Linked DNA regions of Homo sapiens: region 2 is linked to region 1. The links are chromatin loops, found by intact Hi-C in ENCODE. Cell type or tissue: Caco-2. All regions are shown on one strand. Each heading gives the region's core, and the rest is flanking DNA. Links, peaks and the distances in the headings are about the cores only. Region 1 holds the start of LOC105370998 (a long non-coding RNA gene). Region 2 has its middle 380 kb from the start of NR2F2-AS1.

What was found. Peaks named below come from ENCODE experiments on the same cell type or tissue, not always from the same donor. Only the 100,000 strongest peaks of a DNase experiment are listed, where the experiment ranks them.
Region 2: it touches region 1 in a loop (2.8-fold over the local background); 2 of 110 quality-filtered maps call a loop at or near these places.

Annotation. Positions count from the first base shown.
Region 1 is chr15:96,044,829-96,060,411 of GRCh38, forward strand. The region is part of intron 1 of LOC112268156 (a long non-coding RNA gene); the gene reads left to right. LOC105370998 (a long non-coding RNA gene) reads right to left here and starts at 8,548. Exons shown (of 4, transcript XR_001751688.2): 1 at 7,426-8,548; 2 at 3,706-4,867; 3 at 1,961-2,067. In Caco-2, for the core only: no CTCF peak of the experiment used is centred there; DNase peaks (open chromatin) are centred at 8,293, 9,103 and 9,437.
Region 2 is chr15:95,936,656-95,952,238 of GRCh38, forward strand. No RefSeq gene overlaps it. Among named protein-coding and RNA genes, the nearest start is that of NR2F2-AS1, 380 kb to the right of the region's middle. In Caco-2, for the core only: no CTCF peak of the experiment used is centred there; a DNase peak (open chromatin) is centred at 7,736.

The sequences.
Region 1 (15,583 bases), core at 4,370-12,369:
ATTGGAAAATTGGAAATAAACGTTCATTTTTGGAAATATATTCACTCTATCACCTTTGTTATCTCATCACATATGAAAACAATCACTTTCTTCTAAAACATGCCCTAGCAACTTTTAAGAAATTCTGAATAATATTAAAGCAATGCATTCCTGTTCTCTAGATTTAGGTCTGGAAGTTAGCAAGTTTATTTTATTTTATTTTAGACGAAGGCTTGCTCTGTCGCCCAGGCTGGAGTGCAATGGCACAATCTCTGCTCACTGCAACCTCCGCCTCCCAGGTTCAGGCAATTCTCCTGTCTCAACCTCCCGAGTAGCTGGGATTAGAGGCATGCGCCACCACGCCCAGCTAATTATTATTATTATTGTATTTTTAGTAGAGGCAGTTTTCACCATGTCTCCAATGGCCAGGCTGGTCTTGAACTCCTTACCTCAAGTGATCTGCCCACCTTGGCCTCCCAAGTTAGCAAGTTTAGACTATTATGCTATAGAATTGGGGTCCAAATAATCATTCATTTGGTTTACACATGTTGATTGAGAATTTATTTTAAGGTCTCGGTCACCCCAGTGAAGCAGAGCAATGGGGAACTGGCCTAGAAGAAGCCATGAAGTAGAATCATAAAGTACAAACAGCAGAAGACTCCAATAACAGAAGAGGGTAAAAATAAAGGGACTTAAGTTCTTCACATATTTTCAATTTAAACATCCAAAAGAGGTCAAATTATACCTATGGGTTTGAAAAACAATATTTTAATGGGAAATTTCCAGGGTAGAGTCCTATGCATCTAATGTCACCCCAAACACAGAAAGGCAGATAATTGGAGCTGGGAGGGTAGGAACAGAAATGGTCTCATACTTCCTTGTAAGCTCAGCTCTTAAACAAATTAAAGTACACTAAAGTATCACTTCAGAAAACAGAGATGTAGTATGTCTATTAATCATTTTTTTAATGAAGTGGCCTGAGGACCTACACTTATTCCTTCCAAAGAAGCCACAAAAAGGCAAAATCCTTGATCCTGTTTTGATCATGGAATGTTTGCTCTGAAAACTTTTACAAATAGCTTGCTCACTTTACTCCTCACCTAAATCTTCGAGAAAACAGATATTTGAGAAAAAAAAAATCTCAGTGATTTTCATATAGTATGAGCCAATCTTTCACCACATGCAAACACAAAGAACAACAATAACTGTGTTCACGCGTTCCAAGTCTTTGCTGATTCAGTGCCCAGCTCGTGCTAGGTGTGGGTCTGGGCTCAAGAGTTAAGCCTTGGTGGCTGGGCGCAGTGGCTCACACCTGTAATCCCAGCACTTTGGGAGGCCGAGGCGAGTGGATCACGAGGTCAGGAGATCAAGACCATCCTGGCTAACATGGTGAAACCCCGTCTTTACTAAAAAAAAATACAAAAAATTAGCTGGGTGTGGTGGTGGGCGCCTGTAGTCCCAGCTACTCGGGAGGCCGAGGCAGGAGAATGGCGTGAACCCGGGAGGCGGAGCTTGCAGTGAGCCGAGATTGCGCCACTGCACTCTGGCCTGGGCAACAGAGCAAGACTCCATCTCAAAAACAAACAAACAAACAAACAAACAAAAAACAGTTAAGCCCTGGACAGAAACCTGCGTGGAATGTGGCAGGCCCAGGGAATATCCAGGGAAGAACATTTTGGACAAAGGGGACACTACAAGCAATGACTCTGCTCATTCATCCAAGCAGGAGGGTGAAAAGCGAGTTTGAGTAACAGAAAGGTGGTAGGGCCACAGCAGAGTGAGCGAGGTAGGAGGGTGAGGAAAGGCTCCCAGAAAGTGAAAGGAAACTGAGTCAGAGCCAAACATGAAAAACATTATGATGCTAATGGAAAGATTTGTTTGTAAAAATTCCTTTTTCTAAGTGAGATGAGAAGCTTGAGCAAGGTGAGAAATAGGAGTGGTTTTAGTAACAGAGTAACAGGATTCCAGAACAAATACTTACGAAGGATTGCAGGGTTCTAAGCGTGAGACGGTGGTGGTGGATTGGACCAGAATCACAAGGAAATACCTCCAAAAGGCCTGCAGTTTCTTCCTGCTCCACTAAATGGTCTTGAAGTGAATAAAAAGAATTGCATAGGGCTAATGAGAAAACGTGGTAAGTATTTTGGAATTCAGTGCCATCTGCACAAAATCCCAGCCAAAGGGGTTCCCCACTGCCCCACCCCAGTTCAGTGACCCCACACATAACTGAGAAAGTGGGCAAACAGCTTGGCTCCAATTTCCTTATGTAGGAAGATTAATATTACATGAGTCAATGAATCTTCACTTCTCAAATTTGCCACAAATGAAAGAACTTCCTCTGCCCCCTCAAAACATCTGGATGCTGCCTGCTGGGGCCTCAAATCCAAGTGAAAACATCTGGGTGTCAGTGAAAAGGTAGAAACGGGTGGCATCTAAATAGGATTTTGAAAAGTTACTCAAATAACAGCGTTTTGTTGTTGTTGTTTTTAAGTTCAGCCCTGTGCTGTGTAAATCTACAGTGTACTTAGACGGGCTTGTGTATTTTTTCACTCATCAGCACTGCCCACATTATGGGAAAGAGATAAGGCTTGAGGAGAAAGAAATGTAGCTATGTACGTAAGCATGCCTTTCTCAGTTCATCCGACTGTTAACTACTGTTCAGTAGTTAACATGTTCATGTTCATGCAGCCCTTTTTGTTCTTTCTGCTTCGGGTAGTCAGGTTCCCCTCTGTGACTCTGGAAATCTGGAATCCGTGGGCAATTCTGGCCCTAGCCACTTGGAACTCCCACTCTGCATGCTTTTTGTATGACTGCCTTTCACTCAGGAGGTTCGAAAAATAGAAGCAGTATGCATGCGGGAGAAATGTGTGCGTTAGTCATTTTATTCAGTGCATGCTATGTTGTCATCGCTGTCAAACGTAATAAAAGTGCAGCTAAAACACTTAACCACATATTGATCTGCTCCCACGTCTCCTGTAGTGAGCTTAAAGTAACAGAGCCCCCTCCTTATTCCCCCTGCGCTTTAATGCACAGGGTAGTGAGCTTCCTGTAACTGTTTATTTTGGAAACAGTTGAGGAAGCATCGACCTCAAACTTTCCCATTGTTCAGCTATTGCCATATAAATCCCTTGCATGAACTGAAATTTCTTATAAGAAATGTTAAGATGAACTTGGGTGGCTTGGTTCAAGGCTGGTTTGTTATTAGTAGGATTCTTCTTATTATTATTAGCATTATGAGTTTTGGTCATAAGTATTTTTTTTCTCTTTTAGACCATAAACTTTCAGCTCTTATTACTAGTAACTGGAATGAGAGCCACCATACACTGAATGCTCACTACATTATAAAAACACTATGCTGAGGATTTTCCATACATGCTTGTTTAAATTTGTGTCACATACCACCTCTACGGAAATATTATCTGTATTTTACAAAGAAGGAAGCTGAGGCTCAGTTGAGAAAGAAAGAGAGGGAAAGTGACCGGCTCACAATCACTCTGAGAAAACATAAATCCATGACTGATTAATTCTGAAGCTCATATTCTTAACCACTTTACTAGGTTGCAGGTTCATGTCTAGAATTGGGAAGACATCTTCCTGCTGGATTGATGCGTATGCTTGAAAGCAAAGCTAATCTTCACTGTGACCCACAGTCACAATCTGGAAATCGGGACTCAAATTCCCAGCCTCCCTTGCATCTTCCCAACGTGCCACCTGCAGGATACATACCGTGAGAGCTGGATTCAGACACCTGGTGGAGTTTCCATTTTGTTGGTAGGGGTAGCCACATTAGCCACCAGCTTTGGGTTGCAAAGTTGAGTTCTCCAGGCAGGCTTGGCTTCCATCAGTGCAGAGAACAGCAGTGACTGTAGAAAAATTCTCAGTCCTCTGTTCAATAAAGCAGCAATGACAACTGTCTCTTCATGTCAGTGTCACGGTTTGGGGGCATGTTTTGGGATATGTTTCTGGAAGCTTAGCCTTAAATCTGTTTCTCTAGTTCCCCAGTGATGCTATAAGCTATTTAATTTTCTTTATTAAACCTCTTTTCCCTTTAACCTAGCTGAAGTGGAGTCTGTTGTTTGCAACTTAGACAACACAGACAGGGAACACAAATAGAGGAAATGTATATATTTCTTTACTCGCAACTGTTTCTCTAGTGAGCTGTAATTTTATGCCATCACTAGCACCCTACAGGAACTATCTCACTCCCCGTGGGAATGGATGAGGCTATTCTGTGTGAAAAATATTCACCTTTTCCTGCTCTGACATGGGAGTAGGAAAGCAGAATCTTAGGGCAGTGAAGAGCTCCTCTACTTGGGCGAAAAGGAAGCTTTCTCAAAGAAGCCCATCCACAATGGATACAGACGTGTTCTGTTATTGGCAGGCTTGAAAACATCATTCTTTACAATCATGCCCAACTCCCTGGGAGTGAAAAAGCTGAATTGTACACAGGGGTTTCCCGCTTTCTTCGAGTTGTGTTTACTTCTCTCTACTGATTCCACACATTTCCAGATAAATTTAGGCTCCATTTCATCTCAATAAAGCAAAATCTGTTCAACTATGTCAACAAGTAGAAAAGCTTTCTACTCAAATGTTATTTTTGTCCAGGAACACAGGATGAGGACCAGAACAGAAGAGGTGAGGTATGTGGCAATCTTGACCCAAATAGAAATCTGAGATAACCCAACCCCAGCTTATGCAAAAGGGTACAGGCAGATAGCACAGTATTTCAGGCTCAATGGGGAGCAGCCAGCAGTCAGAGGTGTGGGCTGATAGGTGGGTTAACAGGTGAGCATGCCAGAAGAAGGGCTCGAGTCCAATATAGGTCAGCAGGCAGCAGGGCGTGATCCAGGAGCCCTGACAGGCAGGTGTTGGGCCTTTTCCTCTCCTTCTGGAAGAAGTTGAATTGAACACAGTTAAACAATACTTCAATTTAAGATAGTGACGCAAATTCATTCAAGCAAGAGAAAGTTAGATGCCTTACAAATTCACACCTCTTTTTGGTCCTAAGGGAACCACGTACCCTTATACATTTGCTCTTACTACCCCAGACTTGACAAACTCTTGTAAAAGTTTTGTAGAGTGATCTTCTGCTTTTCCTAGTCTGTGTTCTTAAAAAACAAGACTGGATACTTGACAAACTGGAATTTCTAGACTCCCTTAGGGTAATTCCAAACCATGGTAGGTATGCTAAATTCCAGCATCCCCACCATATATTTTTTGTTTGTTTGTTTGTTTGTTTTCCTGTTAACACCCAACAAGCAGAAATCCAGCCCTAGAGGCAGCAACATAAAATACAATGGAAGTCTCAGAGTGGAATACAGAAGATAAGGTAACATAATTGTCTGTTTTTGTCAAAAAAAAGTAAATATGCAGGTATATAAATATACCTGTATTGTATGTTATTTTTTACAGAAGTGAAACAACAGACCAACAAAATTTCTAAATACTTCAAATTTCCATTCCTATCCTATCTCCTCCAAACGCACTCATGCTATGTATGTTCACATTTCTGATGAAACAACAAAAATGAATGCTTTCTGATCCAATAACTCTACTTCTAAGGATTCCACTGAAGCAGGGGAAAACCTTTTAGGCAGCCAAAATATATATGCAAGATTATTTATAATAGCAGCAACTGAAAATAACCTATAGGTCCAGGAATAGGGGAATTATTAATCTGGGTTATGGAAAACTATAATAAATACTTATAATAAAATTATGTAAAGACGATAAATGAAAAATTTAAAGAATATTTGAGAGTGAAAAAATGTTTATCAAGTTAAGAGTAGCATTCAAATCTGCATGACAGTTATCCTAATCATGTGTGTATTTATACACTTTTTTCCTTAACAAAATTTATGTGTATTAATAAAAAAGGCTGGAAGGAATAATGTCAAAAATATTTGCAGTAATGAAATTTTCGATAATTTTTTATTCCCTTCTTCATAGTTTTCCCAATCTTCTTTAGTATTATATAATATATAATTATATTAACATATAATATCATACTATGTTACTATATATTATATTACCTTCCAAAGGTAAAAGAAACCTATTTGCTCTAAGGAAATCCTACTGCAGGGTTAGATGAGCTAGAAATTACCGCTTGCATTCCTGACAACCTCAGTTCTCAATAATTAATCCCTGTTGCAATTTCTGCAAACCCCCCTTGGGTAAAGATGTTCATTTTTTTGTGGAGCTGTCTTGTTTGCTGTGTGTTTTCCACGACAGCCTCTGTGCCTTCTACTTCCAAACAAAAACCCTGGGAATTGGGTCGTACAATAGAAAAGAATATTTGAAATAATTACCACCCTAGAAAATCGGATACCTCTAAGAATTTAGTTTCAATGAAGTTATTTAAGAAGATAAAAAGAAAGTCGCTGCTGCAGCTGCTGAGCTTTGTGGCAGTCTTGTTATCTATAACATGAGGAAATAATATCTATCTCTTCTCAGGGTTAGGGGGAAAAAGATAGTAAGATCATTGTATGTAAAGTCCATAACAATGTCTGGCAATAGATAATTTTTAAAAGTTAAAAGTTTATCTTCTATTGGGATAGTTAGTACCTAGAAGGCAGGGTGTTTGAAGGGAGGAAAGTAATGCCTGTGTATGGTAATACCAAGACAATGAACACGGAACCACAGAGGGGCAGCAGCCTGCTTGGATGTGAATTTCCTCCTTGTGATGCCTTGACCAGGTTACCTAATTTCTCCATACCTCAGTTTCCCCATTTGTAAAGTAGAGCTGATAACATTTCTTGCGTCAGAAGGTTGTTATGAGGATTATGCCAGGCATTTAGGACAACACCTAGCAAACAGGAATCACTGTATAAGCCAAGTTGAATGTCTGTTGTGACTTGTTCCACAATAACACAAATGGAATTGCCTAGGGTACAGCACTATTTGCTCTGCGAAGTCAGCTTGGACACCCGGAGTTAGATGCCTCCTGCACTGAACTTTCTGTACCCACAGTGGTTCTTTATGTACACACTAATTTCCTTGGACCTTAATTAATCTAGATCCTGATTGTGTCTTATCTTTGTGTCCTCAAAACCTGGCACCCTGATGTCCACACTAAATATTGAATGTCTTTAGAAACAGGCCACAACACTCATTGTGCATAGACAATGCATCTTATTCATGTTAGGTTGTTTTTGGTTTCTTCCCCCCACCACACACACAAAATGTACTCATTAGAGAGATTTTGGGAAAGAAGGTCACATTTTACCTCAAATATTGAAAGGTATTAATAAATCCACATTCCATATCTTATTTTTAATAAAATTATTAGGATTCTAGCAAGTAAAATTATATCACTTACTGGAATGACTTTGCCTATTTAAAGAGACATTTCTATTATCCCAATTTGAGCTACTAAGAAACTATTTAAGCAGAAGCTATTGACCCAGCTATTTCTATGCTGCTAAGAGTAAAACTCTCTATACTTACAGCTCACAGCTTACTTTCTGGGTAGCAGGACTCCACAGGGAAACAATAAGGGCATCAACATCATGGAACTTACAAGCCTGGAGTCTTGGCTTCTGGGTCAGGTGACCTTGGGGAAGTCACTTCACTTTCCCAGGTATGATTTCCTTATTTGCCGAGCTAAAATAAGGCTGACAAACCGGTCTACAATTCATAAAGCTGTAGTAGCACAGCAAAGACCCCTGAAAAATTCTGCCCTATTCGGAAATGGACAGTTAGCAGGGAACTGGCAAGCTGATGCCTGTAATTAAACGAGTAACTGAAGTTTATTTCTCTCGAAGTTTCTAGATGCTTCCAAGACGGTGCTGTCTGCCTAAATTTTTCTAAACAACTCGAAGCCATCCTTAAAGTGTTTGAGGAATGGACATTCTCAGGCAAAGTCGTTTCCAAGCCCCTTCGGCTCAGCACTGCACCGCAGATCACTGCTTTCTCAAATCAAAGGGGGCCCCCCTGCAGAGTTGGTTTACACCATTAAATTTCCTCCAATGTAAAGCCAGGAGAATTTTTCCAGGTGTTCGAATTCCTAGAGGTTGGGGAAAGTGCCGAGCTCTATATTAGAGCAATACCACGCTAGAGTGAAACACAAAGAACCTTTTTTATGGTGTTGCCCCCTCTGGAGATCTCTATTTAGGGGCTGCCTTGGCAGGGCCCACCAGACCGTCTGTCACTCTCCGCTGACACCGGCTGCCGGAGGAGGGCGGTCCCCGAGGCTCTCGTGCTGGCGGCAGCCCCGCGCTGGCCCCGGGCAAGCCTTGATCCGCCCTGCGCCACGTGGAAGGTGCCTGGACACGGGCTCAGCCGCAGGGGCCCCTAGTACCTCCATCGGGTCTCGTCCCCCACGGCGGGGTCAGAGGGCAAGTCACCGGCCAACCTCCTCCAGGAGCTCTGTTTAAGTGAGAAGCAAAAGAGATTCCAAGGAGAGCCACAGGTTGAAATCGGAGCGAAAGCCTGGGCTTCCCCGAGCCAGGTGAAGAAAGCTGGCAAGGTCACCCACTCAGTCACCAGGTGGTGCATTTAATTTAAAAGGAGTGTTAACCTTGTTTATACAAAATAACACCAATATGCAGAGAAGCAGTAAATCCATTGTCGTTAAACAGCGGGGAGCCGCTGGCGCTGGCAGCCTGCCCACCGGCGACGGTGAACCGGGCTGGCACCGAGCAGGGAGCCGGGCCTGCCAGCCTGTCCGCCTCGCGAGAGGAGGCCCGGGCTCGCCCTCTCTGCCCTCCAGATGACTCTTTGCATTCTTGTCAAATATATTTAGAACAAGAGGTGTCCACTTAAAGAGAAACGTTTGTTAATCACTTAAATGCAGGCGCTTGGCAGCCCTCCAGTTTCACCTTTATAAATATGTAGGATCGGTTTCCAGCTAAGCAGGGAACTCCACAGCGAGTTCCCTTTCTCTCCGCGTCCCCTCGAATTGACCTAAGGTGGATGTCCCTAGCACCTTATTAATTTTCTATCCCAGTGGGCTTTCTGGAGTTAAGGCCAGTCTTCTATCTGGAAGTTGACGGAGATAAATAAATGATGCACCGTGGAGGGAGGGAGAGAGAGAGAATGAGAGGAGTGTTTCTTTAAGTAAGGGACAGATTAAAGTGAAATTCCTGTTGACGGAGGCGCTGGTGTCGACATCCTCCTTGTTTACCAGCAGCTGTCCCTGTTAATGACACTCTGATAACTTTCGGAGGCTGCCCTGCGGTAGTAGGGGAGAAGAAGATAAAGAGGCCTCTGTTTAAATACTCCGGGCCTCGACCCCACTCTTTTTAACTTCCCTTCCTTTAAGAATGGGTGAAACTGTTCAGAAGGGGCAAATCCTGGGTGCAGAGATTTTTGCCCCGGAAATTTTGAGTTCACAGCATAAAAACTCTGCAGAGCTGATGCCTATTCCAGGAGTGGAAACTCAGGGTTGGCGGTGGGGGGCAGAAAAGGCAGCTGGTCTGCAAGGTGAGGAGGTCTGCAGGAGGCCGGAGGAGAACTCTTCCTTTTGTTTTAAAAACCCTGACACTTCCCTGCCCTCCCCCGGCCCCACCCCAAACAAGTCTTACAGAGGTAACTAAGTATGTTAGGGACAAGGTTACAGAATGAAGGTTCTTTGAGGGCCAATGTATCCTTAGCGTTAACCACATGAAAATCACTTTGAACACTTGGAACACTCTCCCTCATGAAATTCTCAGGTTTTGGGGGACCTTGCCGGGCACCCAGGCTAAAACTTTGAATGTGCAGCTGAGAAAGCAGTTCCAGTAGGTGAAGGGACCTGCCTAAAATCACTTAGTAAGTTTTGTGGCAGGATGAGGACTGGAACCCAGTTCCCTGTCCAACGTTCTTTTCAGACAGACAAATAGATATGAAATACTTTATATTTCATATAATACATATAAATATAAATTTATATATTTTTTAAATTTCCACCTCCCATCCTGAGATAGCAGGCAGACGGCGGCAGCTATCTAGTCTTTCACACTGAAAAAAAGCCAAAGCTCTCACTTGGCTCAAGTCCCAGACTGGTAGATGCTTGGGCTTCCCTCAAGACCCACCTCCGCCCCGATTATTTCATGAATACAATTCACTTAAAGATCAACAAACGTGGAATCCCATAATCTTATTCATGCTCTAACCAGTCAGGCAGACATGCCTCCAATAAAGCAAGCACAGAGGACAAATGTTTTCCTGCCTATGGAAAATGAAGATGGTGTGGAACAAATGATCTTGCGTTTTTTTGCACCTCTGTATTTTGTCACCTAAAGCGTGTCCTTTATTCATCTCAAGAGATTTGGGGAGGGAAAAAATAAATTAAATGGCAAAGTATTTTGAGTTCACATGCTCAGAAGAAAGATGTTGACATTTTTGATCCATGTAATTTTCTCTGGAAAGTTCTTTATAATGTTTTTAAAGATCGACGACAATGATGTACTTTCCAGTGGCTTACGGTAACACAAGTTCATCATTTATATTCCACATGGTAGTGACTCCACAACTTTCTCTTTATATATAGTAAGGTATGGTAGAATTATTCTCTCTACAAAATTTTAATTCAGCTTATAATCTGTTTATGGCAATTTGTTAACTACCAATTGTTATGGGTTGAACTGTGTTCCCCCAAAATTCACATGTTGAATTTCTAACCCCCCAGTTATGAGAGTTTATTTGGAGATAGGCTCTTGGCAGAGGTAATCAATTTAAAATAAGTTCACCAACGTGGACCCTAATCCAATATGATTGCTGTTTTCTTAAAAAGGGGAAATTTAGAAACAGAGATATGCATGCATTGATGATATAAAGAGATGTAGGGAGAAAGCCACCATCTTCAAGTCAAGGACAGAGGTCTGGAGAGGATCCCTTCCTCACAGCCATCAGAAGGAACCAGCCCTGTCGACACCTTAAATGTTGACTTATATCCTCCAGAACTGCAAAACAATAAATTTCTGTTGTTGAAGCCATCCAGGCTGTGGTACTTGCTTATGTGAGAACCCTAGCATACCAACCAATTTTAGCCACTCAGTAACTTTAATATCCCCTCAGATCAATATTTCAAAAACATATGAAACCAAATTAAATGGCTTAAAATTATGTTTAAAGTGTCCTATGTAATGGGGAGGCAAAAGGAACTAATACGTATTGTGCATCTATCATATCCTGGGCAGAATTTGGAGAACTTGATATATTTTTGTTGATTTCACACGTATAAACCACTCTTTCAACAATAAAATTTTATCTAATTCAATAGAAACACATCTTGTGCAGAAGAACATTTACAGTAAACATGAGTAATTTAAATGAGTACCAATTAAGGGGATTGTACCTTGCTTAGTATATTTCATCAAATTATACATCATAAGAGGTAGAATCTTCTCTACATCATGAGCAATGGTACTTGTTGAATTCTTCTCCATCATTTCACCCACATTTTTTGATGTATCATATAATTGATGGTTGAAAAGTTTATAGTAGGTTTTGTCAAGGACCCAGTTGTGAACAGAGATTATAAATAAGCACAGTCAATCAAGAAGATTTATCAAGTAGGCGCTCTGTATACGGCACTAGAAGGAGAAGGGGAGGTTGCAGAAGCCACACCGCCTGGTTTGGGCTACGTAAGAGTCTAATTGGTGAGAACAGCTATAAGCAAGTCAAGAAGGCAAATTAATAATATGCTTTGGGGCAATATCTCAGCAATGCAAAAGAAAAGGAACTCAAGACACGGGCCATAAATCCCTGTGTGCCAGTAATAGTCCCAGTTTACACTTGCTGTCTCCGATTAATTGTTAAGAGTGGTTTTTTTTCATTCCCCAAAATGTCTGAGGTTGCTTGAAAAAGTCTGGGGTCACTCTAGCTGGGGACTTCTCGACCGCCACACTACTAAAGTTGGAAGATGGATGATTCTTTGTTGGGGGGCTGTCCTATGCACTGCAGGATGCTTGGCAGTTTCTCTAGCCTCCACCCATGAGATGCCATAAGCAATGCCCTCTCTCCTTTGTGACAACCAAAAATGTCCCCTACAAGGCAAAACCACCCCCAGTTGACAACCACTGTACAGGAACAATGATTACATCACGGAAAACTATCTTCAGAAGATTAGATTTCAGTATCTGTAGATAAAGAACCTGAACTGCCTGAAAAAGGAGGACATTTCCTTTTTCTTTTTTTTTTTTTTGGGGGGGACGGAGTTTCACTCTTGTTGCCCAGGCTGGAGTGCAATGGCGCAATCTCGGCTCACCGCAACCTCTGCCTCCCAGATTCAAGCGATTATCCTGCCTCAGCCTCCCTAGTAGCTGGGATTACAGGCATGTGCCACCACGCCTGGCTCATTTTGTATTTTTAGTAGAGACGGGGTTTCTCCATGTTAGTCAGGCTGGTCTCGACCTCCCGACCTCAGGTGATTCGCCTGCCTTGGCCTCCCAAAGTGCTGGGATTACAGGCATGAGCCACCGTGCCTGGCCAAAAGGAGAACATTTTCTATATAAAAGTATGAAAGTGGAAAACAGCAAGTTGAAGTCAGAAGTCCAAGGGATGGCAGTAACCACGAATAAAGATTGGGGAGTTAAACAAGTTAACCAACCTGTTTACCAAGCTAAAGCTATGTTGATGTACCCCGCAAGAACACTTAAAAACAATAAATTACTAAAATCTCTAATTTCTGGCGCATCCACAGTTCTCGGCACAGTGTATTAGAACTAGACTGTTTACATTGCTTAGCTTCTTAATATTTAGAGAGGCAGAGAGTGACACCCTCCACAATTGTTTTCTGAAAGAAGAAGAGTAGATAAGAGCAGTAATAATAATAGCAGCAGCTATTTATTTGGAGTCTCTTACAACCAAGACCTTTTATAGACATTATCTATTATCTGGTTTAATACCCTGTAGACTTTTTTTTTTCTTTGAGATGGAGTCTTGCTCTGTTGCCCAGGCTGGAATGCAGTGGCGCAATCTTGGCTCACAACACTCACCACAACCTCCACCTCCTGTTCAAGCAATTCTCCTGCCTCAGCCTCCTGAGTAGCTGAGATTACTGGCGCCAGCCACCACTCCCAGCTAATTTTTGTATTTTTAGTAGAGACGGGGTTTCACCATGTTGGTCAGGCTGGTCTTGAACTCCTGACCTCGTGATCTGCCCACCTCAGCCTTCCAAAGTGCTGGGATTACAGGCATGAGCCACCGTGCCCGGCCATCCCTTGAAGACTTTCCCAAGACCAGTATTAACTTCTCTGGGCCTCAGTTTCCTAAGCTGCGACATGAGTGAAGGTAGGTGGTGTCACACATCTATTAAGTGTCAGGGTCATGACTTGAACCCAGGTCCAGCTCCCCTAAGCCTGTGTGTGTTTCCCTTGCCTCACTGCACTGGCTGGCAGAAGAGCAAGCAGAGAAGATTTCACGTAAAAAGAGAACACAACCAGTTAAAGAACACAGTAAACATGATCATTCTTCGTACAGACTCTGAAACACGGGGAGGTGGGGAAAGGCTTTTCTTTTTCAATTTCAAATTAACCTTTAATGACTGAGGGTGTCCTTATTTATCAAAATGAAGTAAGCTTTGTCTGGTGTCTTTCATTTACATTAGGTGATCATTTTGGATTAGGGGTCTTCAGATGTGTTGATGTTTAGTAGAAGTATATCAATATGATTCTGAATGCCGGCCAGGGTAAATTCTCTCAAAATGAAGAGTTAAATGCTGAATTTTTGTTTCAGACTCTTCCAGGTCAAGATTTTCAATATCCAAAGGCAGAATCTCCTCCCATCTTGCTTCATTCTTAGTTCTTCTTTTACTCAGTAAATTTAGCTCACACATGCGGCTGGAAGGAAGTTATTTGGTTACAAGGGGATTTCCATGAAGACGTGAGCAGTATCCATTATTACCATCACTGGTTACTTTCTTTGCCCCACTAAGCTAAATGGGGAAAGACAAAGTACTCACAGTGCCAGGCTAGTGGGAAAAAAAAGAAATTCAGTAAAATGTAGTCATGTGTGATTTGTACCAAAAATAATTATTGCTGGTCAAGGCGGCTCCGGCCTGTAATCTCAGAACTTTGGGAGGCTGAGGCCAGAGGATCACTTTAGCCCAGGAGTTCAAGTCCAGCCTGGGTGCCATAGGGAGATCCCAGTCTCTACAAAATAATAAAAAATTAGCCTTGCATGGTGGTGCATGCCTATAGTCCTTGTTATTTAGGAGGCTGAGGCAGGAGGATCACTTGAGCCTGGGAGGTCAAGGCTGCAGTGAGCTTTGATTGTGCCACTACACTCCAGCCCGGGCAACAGAGTGAGACCCTGTCTCAAAAACAACAACAAGGAAACTTATTATTAATACCCCCACAGAGAGAGGTAGGATTTAAGCCAGGCCAGAGTATATGCTTTTTGTCTATCCGCATTAGAGCAGTATGGTGCTTTTCATCTACTATTTCATTGTATCAACACCCAAACCCAAAGACAGAAGACATATTATGACCCCTCTAACTTAGGGGAAGAAAGAGAGGATCAAGGGAAATTAAATAACCTGCCCAAGGTCGAGTGGCTAGGAAGTAATGTGGCCATGATTCAAACCCAGTTCTACCTGATTCCAAAGCCTGTAGTCTTTCCACTAACACAAGTAATTCAAGAAAAATTTAGCTATATAATTTAAGGAAGTGAGAAGATCAAATTTCCAGCCTATCCCAGAGAAGACAAGGTAAACCCCAGGTCAGTAGAGAGGTACTGAAGGCTTTTGGGCTCCCAGGATGCAGTTTACATCAGCACCGTGCAGTCCACTAAATGACATCCCCTCCCAGAAGAGCAGCAGTTGAACATCACCTTGTCTGGAGGACTTAACAACCCTCCATTTCCAACCCTTGGGAGGTAAACATTATGCTAGATGGTGGCTTTAAATCATCTTTTCCAACATAAATGATATTGCAAAAAGTCCAAGAAGAGGCAGATAAATTCACTGGGATCTGAGCACAGGCTTTTTATTTTGCGGTGCTGAAGTATCATTAGCCAGGCATCTCACAGAGAAGGGAACCTCCAGTGCTCCCCAGCTAGACACAATCCTTGTCCTGGATAGAACACTCATCCACACCCACTGGAGCCTCGTGGAAGGGTCCAGGAGAGCAAGCTGTGAGGAAGTAAGGAGGTTGGAGACTTTCACAGGCTGCCCTTGTGCTCTTCGTTCCTCTTGCTTTTCTAGTACTGTGAGAAGATGTGCAGTAGGAAGAAGGATCTCCTGGGTCCATTTCTACAAGGCAGTCTAAGTGAGGGGGAGTACCAGGAGCAGGTGAAGGGAGCACATAAACTTTCAAATGTGTGCAGGTGTCTATGTATCACTTCAACAAATACATCCAGCATCACTCAGATGCTTTACTGAACAAAACAAAGTGCTGTCCCCCGTGCAGCTTGTAATCTTGCAGGGCAAAAAGAAGACCTGGGAACAAATTTAGGAGGTCATGGGTTGATGAGAATGGGGGAGGTGCAATGTTCTATAGCATTTTCACACAAGGGCTTTCCAAGGAGATGACATAAGAACAGAAAACAAAACAAAGCACAGAAATGAGCCAGAACAATCTCTGAGGAAAGAATCTTCCTGGGAGAGGGAACCACAAGTGCAAATTCTCCAAAGGATGCCAATGTACTAATAGTAAAAGGATGGAGGGGAGAATGCAGACCA
Region 2 (15,583 bases), core at 4,661-12,660, 110 kb before region 1:
ATGTCAACAAATCATTTATCTCGGAAATGTTTCTAATTACTCTAATTTTCATCACAAAGTTTTTGATGCCAACTACAACATAATAAGTTCCTACCAGCCTTTCATCATATAATGATATCCATTTCCCCAAAGGGGAGTCCTTTAAGATGCTCACCTCCCTAAACAGAAACTTCACTAGAGGGTGAATTGTTCAGAATGAGCTTTTCCCCCCTCCACAAAGTTTCCTGTTTTCCTCTACCTATTTCCTATTTCCAAATTGATAATTCACATGTTTCTTTGGTAAGCAGGATTGTGTCTTTGTGTAGTTTCTTTGCTGGTAATTTAGGAACCTTCAGTGCAGACACTTGACTGAAGAAGAGCCTTCAGGCAAGTGTCCACACTGAAGGTTCCTAAGTGACTTCGAGAACCATCTCTTCACTCTCCTTAGCTACCAGACTACCAAGTAGCACTGCACTACTCTCTGGTTAAACCAAGTCTTTTAGAGATTCAGACACAGGGGCCAAGAAAGGTCTATCTGCTATCCATGACTACACAAGCCATGCTATTGTTATCATGGGTGAGAAAAGTGTCAAGGGAAAGCAGACTTCCTAGCTGTAAAAAATAAAAAAAGTGCTGCTCCAGATATGTGATGTAATTTGTAGCAAACTCAAATTAAAACTCAGAGTCTCTGCCTTTTAGCTTCCTGGAAGTTTCTTGAGCAAAACATCCAAATACGTAGTCACTGCTCAACTAGGACTTAATGAGGGCTAACTGTGAGTCACACAGAAGAAGAAGATAGCAGAAACAGAAGAAGCTTTCTGTCCTTCAGAGGACACCCTGGAAACGGAAGTGTGTTGTGCAGAACTCCCAGTTTGCAAGTGCTCACTTCATCCCGTACATGGTCTCAGATGCAGTTCTCTGAGCTGAGGCCTGAAAGGGTAAAGCATGATCCATGGTTCCCTACTAAACAATTATACAAAGCAGGATAGAACAAAGAGGTGCAGACAAAATTTAGAGCATGCATCCCTATAGCTTAGGGTTTCCCAACCTCAGCACTATTGATATTTTGGACCGCATAGATCTTTGTGGTAGGGACTGACCTGTGTATCATGGGATGTTTAGCAACACACCTGTCCTCCACCCACTGGATGCCTATACACCCCTCTTAGTCGTAACAACCAAAAACTCATTTTAGACTTCACTAAATGTCCTTTGAGAGGCAAAGTCACCCCCACTTGAGAACCTCTGCTATAACAATGGGAGGTGAGGAAGACTTGAAGGGAGAGAAAGTACAAAATCTGTGAGAGAGAAAAAAGAGCACATTTCAGGCAAGAGAATCAGCAGAACAAGAGTCCTTGGCCTTCCAGAGCCTACTACATTAAGCACAACCTCCTTAGTGTGACACTCAAGGGGTCTTGCGATATAACCCCAGCCTACCTATTCAAACGCATTCTGTACTTCTGCCCTTCCCTAAGGCTCACACTCTAGCCACGCCAGATGAATAAGGGTGTGCTGTTGCTTCTTTTTCAAGCACTCATATAATTTATTAGATAATTAGTTACTCACATGCTTCCTTCAGCTCAAAAATTCCTTCTCCCCCTCTTAGTTACTTTGAAGAACTCTGTTATTTTCTAAGGCCAGGCTGAGCTCAGAGAACAATTCCTCAGTGAAGATTTGAGCAACACTCAAGTCAGTGTTTTCTCCACCACTTGCAATGTTGGTCTTTGTAACCTATCTCTCTTCTCCCAAATGGGCTCCAGAGGTAAAATTATGTCTCCCGTTCATCTTTCCAATTCAGGTAAATGTCATCCTGTTCTGCAAATAATAGGCCTAAAATGAGAATTCTCTGAAAGACAAAAAAAAAGTTATGAATCTTATTTGAAAGACAGAGGGGTGCCTGGGCACGGGGGGTCATGCCTGTAATCCCAGCACTTTGGGAAGCTGAGGCAGGCGGATCACGAGGTCAGGAGTTTGAGACAGGCCTGGCCAACATAGTGAAACCCCGTCTCTACTAAAAATACAAAAATCAGCTGGGTATGGTGGCAGGAGCCTGTAATTCCAGCTACTCAGGAGGCCGAGGCAGGAGAATTGCTTGAACCAGGGAAGTAGAGGTTGCAGTTAGCCAAGGTTGTGCCATTGCACTCCAGCCCGGGTAACAAGAGTGAAACTCTGTCTCAAAAAGAAAGGAAGAGAGAGAGAGGGAAAAAGAAAGAAAGAAAGAAAGAAAGAAAGAGAGAGAGAGAGAGAAAGAAAGAGAAAGAAAGAAAGAAAGAAAGAAAGAAAGAAAGAAAGAAAGAAAGAAAGAAAGAAAGAAAGAAAGGTAGGTGCAAGGGTAAGTATGGCTCATTCATTCCATATGGAAAGACTTGGACACCAAAAAATAAATTGTGTAATCTTTAAAATTCACTTATTCAACAAGTATTTATTGAGTGACTATTCTCTGCTAGACATTGTGCTAGTTGCTGTGGATAGTACAATGTTTAAGCAATTGAGTGTTGTCAGTCAAGTGCTATAGTCTAGGCGAGGAGGGAACAGATAGTAAATATTTTTCCTATAAATTTCAGATCATTACTGCCATAATAATGTGATATGGTGGTGTGATCAAGGGCAATGGGATGGAGCTAGGTTAAATGTGGTGGTTCAGGGAGGCTTCTTTGAGAAGGAATTTGAATTGAATTTGAACTCTCAATTTGAATTGAATCCTAGTAGATGTGGAGTTGAGCTAAAAACATCCCAGATAGAGAAGTTAGTGAGAAGTTCACACAATGTAAATGGTTCATCTTGATGAAAACAAAAGAGGCTAACCTGCTAGAGTATGTGCATGGTAGAAAATAAGATAGAAAATGAGATTGGATATAAATATTTTTGAGTAGTAGTAGAAGGGGAACTGGCTAGGAGCCCAGTCTATGCACATACACACACACACACACACACACACACGCACACACACGCACGCACACACACACCCCATGCATGCATATCTGTAAATTAAAAATCATTACTCTTAGGCCTGTGGAAATAATACTATAGGTGGTGGTGTCCTGGCTTTACAATTCATTTCATTGAATTTCGAGACACCCCTAAAAGATGAGGATTATTATTTCCTTTTTATAACCTGAATATAAAAGTTAAATATTTTCCCAAAGATCATACAAATCACAAGTGACAGAGTCAAATGTCAAACCCACATCTTCCCCAACCGTATGTTTGTAAAAATTATTAGAAAAAACTCAATTATTTTTCATTCCAGGACATAACAGTTTTGTTGATCTAATAATGGTTGCACTTAAAAAAAAATAACTGACTATGAATTGCTAAGAAGACTTAGAGGTGAATCAAGGAATTGCATTTGTGCAGGAATTTCAATAATGGTCTTGATGGCAAATATTATGATATAAAAGTGCATTATCACCTGCAGCATCCACCTTCTTCTTTGTAGTCATGGCAGTTGGGACCCCTTCATACAAATGGCTTGGAATATAGAAAAATCCATAGACACATACAAATTTAGGGATTCACTAAGCCATTCAACAGTGATCCTTTGGAAATGTCTAGAACAACAATAAAACAACCGAAAAAAGGAAAATCCCATCCCTCTAACAGTAGCAAGAAATGAACAGAAAGAAGTCGTATATGATGTCCTGTAAATGTTTTAAATTAAATCCTGTTACCTTGCTCAGGAGGGAGCGCTACAGCAATTTCCCTCCAAACAGTTAAAAACTGGAGCTTGAGTTTCCACAAGTGAGTGAAGTTCTGATTTGGTTTAGATAGATTTGTATTCCAGAATTAATCTCAAAATCTCTTCTGGGGTGTGTAAACAGTCACAAGACTTGTGTGGAAATCAAAACCAAGGTCTAGGATTCTATTTGTTGCTTCCTGGGATGCCCTCCGCCGCCAAGCCTTTCGTTTCAGAATGAACTGGTGGAGTTTCTAAACATCAGCTGCATCCTAACAAACCGTAGGGCTCGGGTCTCAGCAGGCTGGCGGGGGAGCTGCTTGCATTCCTCTATGTGGTGGTCTCTTCAGGAGGGCGTTGGATTACATCGTCCGGCAGCCACCAGCTCTTCCTTTGGCCTCAGCAAACTTTGCAGTGGTGCGTTTTTTTCCCTACACAGCAGGCCCCACTAGCGCCTCTTTGGCTGCTGGGGCCAAATCCCAGGAGTCAGGGGGTGTGGGGCCCAAATTGATAACTGTGTCCATTGACTTTCCGTTCCCGATTCCACCTCTTTCATTATGTTGGGGAGCTTTGTCCCACAGAAGATTATGCAGTGGATTGCAGAGGAGATGGGACTTCAGGAAGATAGAGCACACAAAAAAGTGTGACAAATTGCAATGACAGGGCTGCGATGGTCGCTTGTGATGGAGTGAAATTAAATCCCCCACCAAACAATACTGCTTTATTCTATGTCTATGGGGACCCTTGTTGGGCCTAGATTGAGAGAGAAAGTCAGAAGAAGAGCGTAAGAAGGATGCACTCACACGGTCAAAAGGATATTTTTTTCCACATTCATCCGATTTACTTTCTTCAATAAAATTGCAATATAACACATATCTAGAAATGTGGTAAATGTGTGGGTATCCCTGAGCAACAACGTAAGAGTGTAGGACACTCTTTGTGAGTGCTTCACTAATGCTTTTTATAATAGCCCAAGTATAGGACACAAAGCCAAATCCTTTCTCACATTCAAAGTCTTGATCTGTTACAATTTCTAAGGGATTGTATTAGGATCCTGGTTAAAAAGAAGAATCTGCATGAGCACTCCAGGTCCTTATTTTTCTAGATATACTATGAGGCTTGTACACCCAGCACCCTTCTTCCACCTTATTACGTCAGAGCCCTAAGAAGAATCGATATTTCTTGTTCCTGCCAAACACAAATGTCTGGGAAACTGAATTTCAACTTCTAGGCCTCCCTGAACTCAGAGTACAAAGAACTTACTGGGCACTTTGTCATGAATCTCAACTTTTGACATCCCCTTAGCTCACCTCCCAAAATCAGTAGAACTGCCCCCTGCCAGTAAGCATGGTGGTTACCTGGTAAGTCTCCCTCCCTTGTGAGAAACCTCTCAAAAGATGTTATTGTCAAGTTGTCCAGAAGGGGTGAAGTTAAGGTGATTGAAACTGAATGTTGGCCATGTCTCACATTTGTAATGCATTTTCTATTGTGGTAAAATTCACATAACATAAAATTCACTATTTTAACCATTTTAAAGTACCCAGTTCAGTGGCTTTTAGTTCACACTTTTGTGCAACCGTCACCATTATATAATTTCAGAACATTTTAATCACCTTTCCAAAAAAAATTGTGCCCATTAAACCATCACTCCTCATTTTTCTCCTTTCCTCAGTGCCTGGCAAACACTAATCTGCTTTGTGTCTCTATGGCAGTGCCTATTTTGAACAATTTATATAGAAGGAATTATTTAATATGTTTTCTTTTACATTTGACTTCCTTCGCTTAGCATAATGTTTTGACGGTTCATCTATATTGTAGTGTGTATCAATGCTCCATTTCTTTTTGTGGCTGTATAATACTCCTTTGGATGGATATACCACATTTTGTTTATTTATGCATCAGTTGATGGACATTTGGGTTGTTTCCACTTGTTTGGCTCTTATGAGCAACGCTGCTATGAACATTCACGTGCATGTTTTTGTTTGAACATGTTTTCAATGTATGTGTGGGGTGTATACATTGAAGTGAATTGCTGAATCATACGGTAATTCTACATCTGGCTTTTTGAGGAACCACCAAACTGTTTTCCACAACGGTGGCATCATTTTTACATTCCCAAAAGCAAAGTATGGGGTTTCTAATTTCTCCACATTCTTGTTAACACTTACTATTTTTCATTTTCTTAAATGGCCATGGTAGACATTATGAAGTGCTATCTCATTGTGGTTACAATTTGTATTTCCCTAACGAATAATAATGTCATGCATATTTGCATGTGCTTATTGGCCATTCGGATTTCTTTCTTTCTTTTTTTTTTTAATTGGAGAAATGCCTAATCAAGTCCTTTGTCCATTTTTTAAAAATTGGGTTGTTTGTCTTTTGGTTATAGAGTTAATACATTTTGACAGAATGGTGTCAAACACTTTGGAAGGCCAGCACTATAAGACAGAGCAGTGAGGAACAGAAAAGAGACTATATTTATTGTGAGCCATGGCATCCAAGGGACCTGCATTGACCCCTGCTCTCTCATTCAGGAACTCTATGAACTTAGCCAAGTTCTTAACATCACAATTCATGGTGTTGTTGATAGAATGGCAATAAGACGACTAGCCTTCTTGGGTTGAAATGAAGATTAAGTGAGATCATGTACATAAAGCTACTGGTTCAGTGCTTGGCATATAGCAGTAACTCCAAGCAAACATATGGCTTGAATATTCAACTTGCCATTATGGCTGGCAGCAGGGAAGAGAAGAAACCTGAGGATTCAGTAATCAATGTACGGCAACCTAGGACCAAACCCATTCTTGACAGAATGACTGTTTCTGCTCACCTCCCCAGTGGAGAAACCTGGGGCATTGACCTACTGGCCCATTTCACCAGGTAGTGGCAGCAAGAGCTGAGTCAAATAAAACCAAAGTTGGAGTCTTAACTTCAGGGAAGGATTTCAATCAAAAGTTTATAGGCTTCTGCTGTTAAGTAATTCAAGCAGTGAGTTGATAAATATATACTGAGCATCCACTCTATGCCAGGGGCATGGAGATAATGAAAATACAACCTGACTTCAAGGAAAAATGGAGATTAAATGAGAAATGGAAAGATAAGTCCTCACATCACTGCCCCAAAGGCATAGGCCCAGTAACAGGTTGTATTTAAATGGTCATTAATAGAGAATTCTTCAAGTAGAGAAAACCTAGATTGACAATATCAATCTATTTAACTAAATCTGTTAAACAAACAATTGCAGAAAACAATCTTTTGATCATTTTCTTAATGAAAAATTCCCAGTTTTGCTTTGGATCTGTGGTTTAGAAAACATATGGTATTTTAATTCTATTAATATATCATAAGAGAAATATCAAGACACTATAATTGTTTTTCTGGTTGAGTTTGATTTCTTCTTCTTTAGTTAAGTAATATAAAGCAACTGATTAAGAAAAAAATGTGTAAATTCCCAATTCAGAAACAGCATCAACGATGAATTAATTCACTTAGAGAGAAAGATTTGTCCAGGGAATATAGAAAATACTGAGTTAGAGTTAATTTCCTAACACATGACTTGTGTTCGATAAAGGTTTAAAGTACTTTTTGTTTGGATTTCGTCTGTTCTTTCAGAAGCATATAATTGTGGTGAGTGATTGCTCCAGAGACTTAAATGCTTAAAAAAAAAAAGGATGTTTTATTTTTCATAGTTTTAGTGTATTCAGTATTTGTCATTAGGGTACCTGCATCTAGAAAATAATTGGGCCTCTTATTCCCACTACCCCTTCCTCAACTTGTACCCATAGAGAAAGTTGAAAGTAAATGCAAGTTGTTTGTTTAAACATCTGGGTAGCCAAGTACAGTACCATGCCACTGTATCATAAAGTAAATTATTTCTATCTATTGAGGTTCACCCTCCCAGTTTTTATGGCTATTGTCACTATTATTGTAACATTCTTGGCTTGTTTGAATGCAACAGTAGTTCAAGCTGAGACCATTTTTATGTACCAATTCTCTGACTGTTTCCCATCTCCCCTGATTCCTCCTCCCCCACTAAGCACACCCCAGCTTCAGTTGCCATGGCCAGACTTTAAAAACATTTCAGACTTAAAAGGTTAAGATCTAAGGGCTGCTGATTTTATCTGGCCTTTTAACTAACACAGGCAGGTGGATTAGAGATATGTGTACAATCCCCACTCTAGACACTTGGGTAAATATGCACATGTGCTAGGGCAGCCGAGGAAGCAATCTGATGTTATTGTCTATTAATTCCAAAGTGGAGATTAAAGAAATCAGTAGTGTAAATATCAAAAAGGATTTCCACTTACATATAAGAACATTACTGAAGCAGACTGGTTGCTCCAAATTATATGAAGGCTTTTTTTGCTTTAAGAAAAGTGTGAATTTGTTTTACTTGAAATTTGCATATTTTTTGTCTCTCTTTGTCTGCATGGAGGGTGCTAACCCAACCAGGAATTCTGTGCACATGGTAGTAATTTGTGCTGCTTAGAGTTTCCATGTACTTTTACCACAATAACAGATATATTTGCCAGAGTTGTAATGTAGAGTTAAATTTTACTTTTTGGCCTCTCTTTATGTAACATTTCCTAGAAATGTCAAAATAGGGGTGAGGGAAGCTGCTTATGAAGTTCAGAGCATTTCTAACTTTAGACAGTATAAAATCCCCATATAGTTCAGCAGACTTTTCCTCTAAGTTTCAGAATCCAAGCTGAAGTTAAGTCACCCTTCTGCCACCACAAATGAATAACATGTGATGGCTGGAGAAGTTAAAAATCCGGCGATTTTCCACCCTGCTGCAAGTGAGCTGAAGTAGACGTTCCAAAGCTGTGCTTCAGGGGGGGAAATGTCAATTAAAATGCAGGTGCCTCAACTTCAACAAAAGTCATCAAGAATCACCATTAGCTTTTATTATACTATACACCCGCTTAAAACACACACATGGCCTCACAGGGCTTTTTAATCAGCCCAGCAGTACAGGGAACCACGTTGGAAAAGTTACAGAATTTTTAGGAATTGTGATAAGCGGTAAGTTTTCCACCCTGTCTTGCAACACATCAATCAGAGATCTCAGGCCATCTTTCGAGGATATACCTGTGCACTCAGAATCAAGTCTAAATGGAACCCATCACTACTCCATAACTCTTTTCTGGGTGATTATGCCAAAAAGAAAATAAACGATAGCTATACCGCATCTTCAAAAATGCTATGAGCTACAATGCAGAACATTACTATGTGATACCCAACCCACCAGCCAACTCTAAGCAGGCACCCAATCAATCCAGTGGAAACTATGCATTAAACTTATTTTTGGGCACGAGGAGGCAGAGCAAAGGTCAGTGGCCATTCAAAGGAGGAGCACCAAGTGCCTGACTGATATTCGTCTAATGAAATCTAATGCTCAGGCATCAGGAAGAAGGAAGGGAGGGAAGCAGTTGTCCTCCAGAAGAGGCAAGAGTCTTGTAGAAGTCTTCCCCCATCAAAAATATAACATTGTCTTTTCTACCACTTAGAGTTCAGTGTGGATAAACATGGTCACTGGTTCTCATGTGAATCAAAACGTCATTCCTTTTCGCCCTAAGACTAGCTGGTCATTTCTTCATATCTTGGCAGAAATAACTTTCACACAATGAGCATGTGCTTTTCTGCGGAATAGCCAGCGGGGATGAACTCTACGGGAAAAAAAGCAAGTTTCGATTAGGAATTGGCAAGGGAGAAGAGATATTTATTTGAAGCAAGACACTTCAGGAAAGAAGAGGCTTGGGAAAGGTGGAATAAGAGGGACTTTGCCTACCTCACATGGTCGGGCGGGGAGGTAGGAAAGGGGCAACAAGAGGGGAGAAACAAGTGGATAAAAGGAAGCCGGAACACAGGACTAACTAACTACAGTGTTTGAAATAAATATAAAAACCCAACCCACATATTGATAGTTTAATTGCAAGTATTCACGTGCATGTGGCACATAGTCAAAATTTCAATCCATCACTGGACTACATCAGAAGTTGACAGATTTTCAACCCTGGCATGCAAGGACACTCATCTTGGATTCTATTGGCCTAGCGGATGAGGTGGTTGCATGAAACTAGGCAGAGAGCTGGTTCTGGAAAAGAGGAAGGGCAGCTGGAATCTCAGAAAGATTCCTCTGAAAATGAGACTGTCTTGTGTCATCTTTGGCAAACTTACCAGGAATGTGGCAAGTCAGTGTTGAATTTTGGGGAAACTCCTAAGAATAAAGTTCCCAGTCCTACCATTTTTACCTAGAAAGTGATGGAGTCCTAGTCTCATCTTTATATAATTGACAGAAAAAATAAATAATAGAAAAAAACATTCAAATTTGGGTTTAATATTACACCCTAATATAAGTCTTTAAATTAAAGCAGAAAATAAATGTAGGGATTTGGCTTTTAAAGCAAAATTTTTAAAATTGCTTTAAAAAGTAAAATACATTAGGTGGCTCCCTGGTGCATACGACTTTTTACAGAAAGCTGTAAAAAGGAAGCCCAATTGAAATACACTTACATTTTAACATTCAACTATAAGGTGCTTGCAAAATCTGGAATACAACAATGTAATTCCAATAACTGTGACATATCTCTTGGTAACTTCCCTGATCTTCAGACACTGGAAGAAACATCAAAGAATGAAAATACCAGTGTAGGACTCTCAGGGTGTTTTTCTGGGTAAGTGTCTATGAAGGTGGGAGGACAAAAAAAGGGTAAAATCAGTCTTTGTGACAAATGATTAATAGTTCAAAGTCTTGATGGCTTTTCTATGAAGAACAGACCCAGGAGGAATGGTATGAAATAAAACAGATCACTTCAATTAGCTTGTCCACACCCTCTTTGGTGTTCTGAAGGAGTACGTTCTCAAGGTGAAAAAGCACTTTAGGCCCCAGGCTCTCACTGCACCCATGAACATTTAGGTGTCCCTGGTTTTCAAAATCAGAGCACCTGGATTCTGTTTGGTAATTGCATCTCTCTCTTGGCAGCGAGCAAAGGCCATATTATAAAAAGAAAGGGGGCCGGGTGCGGTGGCTCAAGTCGGTAATCCCAGCACTTTGGGAGGCCGAAGCGAGTGAATTGCCTGAGCTCAGGAGTTCAAGACAAGCCTGGGCAATATGGTGAAACCCCGTCTCTACTAAAATACAAAAAATCCCCTGGGTGTGGACCTATAGTCCCAGCTACTCAGGAGAATTTCTTGAACCCAGGAGGCGGAGGTTGCAGTGACCCGAGATTGCACCACTGTACTCCAGCCAGGGTGACAGAGCTAGACTCCATCAAAAAAAAATAAAAAAGAAAAAGAAAGAAAAGAAAAGAAAGAAGAAAGAAAGAAAGAAAGAAAGAAAGAAAGAAAGAAAGAGAAAGAAAGAAAGAAAAAGAAAAAGAAAAGAAAAGAAATGCATACATGGATATGTGGGCAATGCCATGGGATGGAGCCAAAAGATCACCCCTTTCTAGTCATCTGACCCTGGGATGAGTCATTTAACCTTTCTCAGCCTCAGTTCTCACATCTGTATAATGGAAACAGTATCTTGTTCTGGGATGAAGTTCACATAGAAAATAGGTTGAAACCTCTGAGGCATTTCCCACATGGAAGGAGCTGTTATTATTCCAGGTTTCCTTCTCTGGTCTGTTGAGTTCCCATGTGTCCACAACTAAACAAAAAACCTAGACACATGTTTTGTCTATCACCAAGGCACACTTGTGGATTCAATTTCATTGTCTTCCATGTTGAATTCCTACCCTGGTCTACTTTTCAGTTGTAACTTTTACGACAAACCAGTTTTTAAAAATTCAGAGAACTAAAAGAAGACAGCTTAAAAGAATAAATAAGTACACGGACTGGCACAAATCTCAGAAAACAAAACAAAACCTCACCAGCTTTCTATCACTAGGCAACCTCTCTAAAACCCGTCTCAAACTCGGTGAAAAGATAGAGCATTCCTGAAAAGCTGGGGTCAAACCCAAATTGCACACCCTTACATGCGAAAACCAAATCCAATTCAGGATGCAAGTCAGCTTTAAATTCAAGTCAATAGATGGATAAGGAAGCTATTCCAAAAACAAGGGACTTCAAAAAAACAAATAAACAACAAAAAAATCTTCCCGGTGCACCTGCTGGAGATGCTGTGTGTCAGGCTCTCCATTTCAACCCTAACCTATATTTGATATGGTGTTGTTGCAGCTGTGGGACCAGGGTGGTTTATTTAAGTGGCTCCAAATGCCTGTCAGTGTGGCAACCAGCTGAATACATAAAACAGGCTCTCCAAACCCTTTATGGCCCAGGGTCAGAGTAAATGGAATAATAAAATCCAAATGCTTTTGTCTCATATTCCATCACCCGGCCCTTCCGCATAAATCTGCAGCTTCACAGTGACCTTCGCGTTCAGTGCGGGATGAGGCCGCGGGTTGGAGATACATTTGGTCTGCATCTTGGGTCTTTAAAAGCTTTTTCCAATTAATTTTAACTGGCTTCCATAAGGATCAAGTACAGCTTCCTCTCCTCCCTCCTCCCCTCACTCCCACCTTTTTAACCAGCCAAGTGACAGAATGCTCTAGGGTAATACAACAGGTATCAACCCCATTATGCTCCGGATGGCCAAGACAAAATGTGATTCCAAGTCCCAGAACATCTGAAAGAAGAAACATATTCCTCTTTCCAATCCACGGAGACAGGCTTGGGTTTTATTTGGTGGCCTCACCTCTAGCTGCTGCACATCTGTGCGAAGTAGGGAAAATACTGTAAAGTCCTTCTGGCAACACTCCTAGTACAAACTCTGGAAATCAGGGTATGTATGTCCTTGGAGTCAGCTGAAGAAACCTCCTGTCTTATTATTTCTGTGGGCATTTGGAGGCACAGAAATAGAAAATTTGATCTGCCTAATGGGCTTCTCATTTGAGTGCTTCAGAAGACTAAGAGAGGAGGAAAGTGAAGGTGCATGGGATGAATGACAAGGATCAGAGAAGGAGGCAAGAGGAGGGTCCTGGAAAACTGTGACCTGGGGCTTCTTTCTGCCACCGACCTTTGCTACCCCCTAAACTAAAGGAGGAAACAAATAGCAGCAGAATGATGTAATAAGGGTTACATTTATTTTCATTCAGCACAGAAACATGTTTATCATGCCATTTTTTGGGGGGGGGTGGGGGCTAGATATGGTGAGGGATAGAGACTTAACTAAGACACAATTCCAGATCCCCATGTTCCCAATCTAGGGAAGACAATGGTCACAGAACTTGCCTAGAAAGCAAACATGCCTAAGTTTGAAAAGTATTACAATGAAAGGGGATGCTTTCAATAACAATTTTGAATCTTTTGCTCCCATCAGTAACTTGGGTTCTATAGTCACTCCCAAGCCCATCACATAGACATTTTCCACTTCCATTTCGTCTCTGTTTGGACTCTTTTCTTTCCTATTTCCAAAATTGTATTTTCCTTTCCTGTAGTTATCTCTGTCTTTTCACTCTTTGTATCTGCAGAAAATATACTGAATTTATAAAGAAAGAAAACCTCTACACTAAAAGTGAAAATGTATTTATCTAAAATTTGATTGTGTTTCATAAACTTATAGAACGTTCTAGCAGAAAGCAGCCCTGGATTTTGTTTGGTTTTGACCTCCTTCGTTTTGCAGGAATAAAGGCAACCTGAGGAAACTGAGGTCTGAGGAAGGAATCCATGGTCAAAATACATAAAGCCAGTAAGTTAAGGTCTGGGTGAGCGTATTCCACAACCAACCGCCATGCATTCAGCTTTTTTGTTAAGTACCTTCCGAAATGAGTTCTGTTAACTATTGGCTTTTCTGTTTAAGAATTTTGCTGGTGTGCTGAACCTGGGTCATCACATTTCATCAATTCTCATTCCACATTATACTAACCTGGAATTGGTTAAACTTAAAAAACATATACATGAAGCTGATATTCCCATTGCTGCAATGGCTAACAAACTAAATAAAAAAGAAAATTTGGCTCAATCCTAGGACAAATAGTCCCCAACCTAAAGTCAACATCATCCACATCATCTAAGTCAGGCCTATGCAAGAACCAAGACTGGTGGAACTGAAGCTATAAAGTACATATGCCAGAGAAAATATTTCAACATTAATTTTTTAAAGTTGATTAAAAGGCTTAAACTTATGTAAATTAGTCCTTAAATTGTTTAGTAAGGACATATTTGAAGGGAATATGAATGGTTGCACTGAAATCAAAGAAGGAGGCATGAAACACAATGGAAAGTGATAGACCCAAAACAGTATGCAGTCTGTCTTGCTACTTTCTAGGGAATTCACCCACAAAAGAATAAAATAATGGAATCCCTTGAGACTTGAACATCATTCATGTCTACCCACTGAATCTTCGTCATTCAGGTTTAGCACAGACAATTCCATTAGAAAGGCACTTAAAAGTTTTTAAAAGGTGTCATTCAATTTCTTTTGCCTTCATTACCCTTTAAAAAATTTTTTTTTTACTATTTTAACAGCTCATTTTGTGGAGAAGTCTTTATTACATTGTCCAAAACACACCTCTGAAGGACTTCAAGGCTAACTATGTGCTATCATGAAAAAGCGTGAGTTTTCAATCAAAATACCTCAAGGTCCAAAATCCACCTGAGAAACTCAGAACAGATGAACTTAAACTCTGATTCTCAGTTTCTTTATCTGTAAAATGTGGGCAATAAAACAGATCTTACAAGCGCATCATAAAGATTAAGTGAGAGCAAAACTTAGGTGAAACAGTTAAAAGTTAAATGAGATAGCATAAGTGGTGGATACAGAGTAGCAAATACAGACCCCCCACCCCCACCCCCATATAAACACACATACATTCTCCTAACTTGTGGTTCTACTCTTGACCTTGGAATGTTGCTGTGTTATTTCCCACCCGACACCCAACTAACTATTGGAAGGCATGGGCTCTTTGGCCAGGTTCCACAGCCCCAGTTGCGATGACCCTATCTCACACCCCTCAACACCTCAGTTATTCTCTGGGTATCCTTCATTTTCTCATATCCTTCTCAAAGATGCACACATAACTTCTAAGCTGTGGGTTAACTAACGTGGGGAAAGTGGATATTCTGTTTTTTGAGAACCTCTCATTAATTCAGTGTAAGACACATCAAAAGCCTGGTAATTATTAAGGAAGAGCAGGGTCAATTTGTAACACAGAGTGTCAAAAAGAGAGTCAGGATAGTGCCCTCCCTTGGTCATCACCTGGCTTGACCAGGGTTGATTGTCCACTGTCCACATTACACAACTGTAAGCACAAGTCCTGCCATTCCTGAATTGGAAACAATTATACTCTTTTGATCCCTACTTGCTTGCTTTTGTATATAATAACACTTGGTTTAAAATGACTAGGTCTAGTCTCCAAATTCCTTTTGTAAATACAACAGGATTTTTCAGAAGAGCTTTCAAGAAAGGAAGTGAGAGAAATCTACAACAGCTCAGCCAAGTTTCTCCTAAATTAAACATCAATTTTAGAAATCAGGAACCAAGTGTGTTGTCCAAGACTTGAACCATAATTTGAAAAATATTTTTTAAAAAACAGAATATTAGTTTTTCAGCCTAGAAATAATAAACCCATCTTCATGAATAGAAATAATTGTGCAATATGTCAATTGATCAAGGCAGAGAGTCTATAAAAGCAAAAGCCCCTTTTGGGATGTAACTCTCAACTTGTTCACTGAATGCTTATATTCCAATTCACTGGCATGAGCATTCACAAAATCAAAACTTTGAGAAGAAATTAACTTCCTTTGAGAGACTCCATGACCCAATATGAAAGCAAGATAACATAATCTAAATCAAGCTCAAAATTATTTAAGGTAGTCATATTGTATTAGTCTGTTTTCACTCCGCTGATAGAGACATACCCAAGACTGGGTAATTTATACAGAAAAAAAGAGATTTAATGCACTCACAGTTCCATGTTGCTGGGG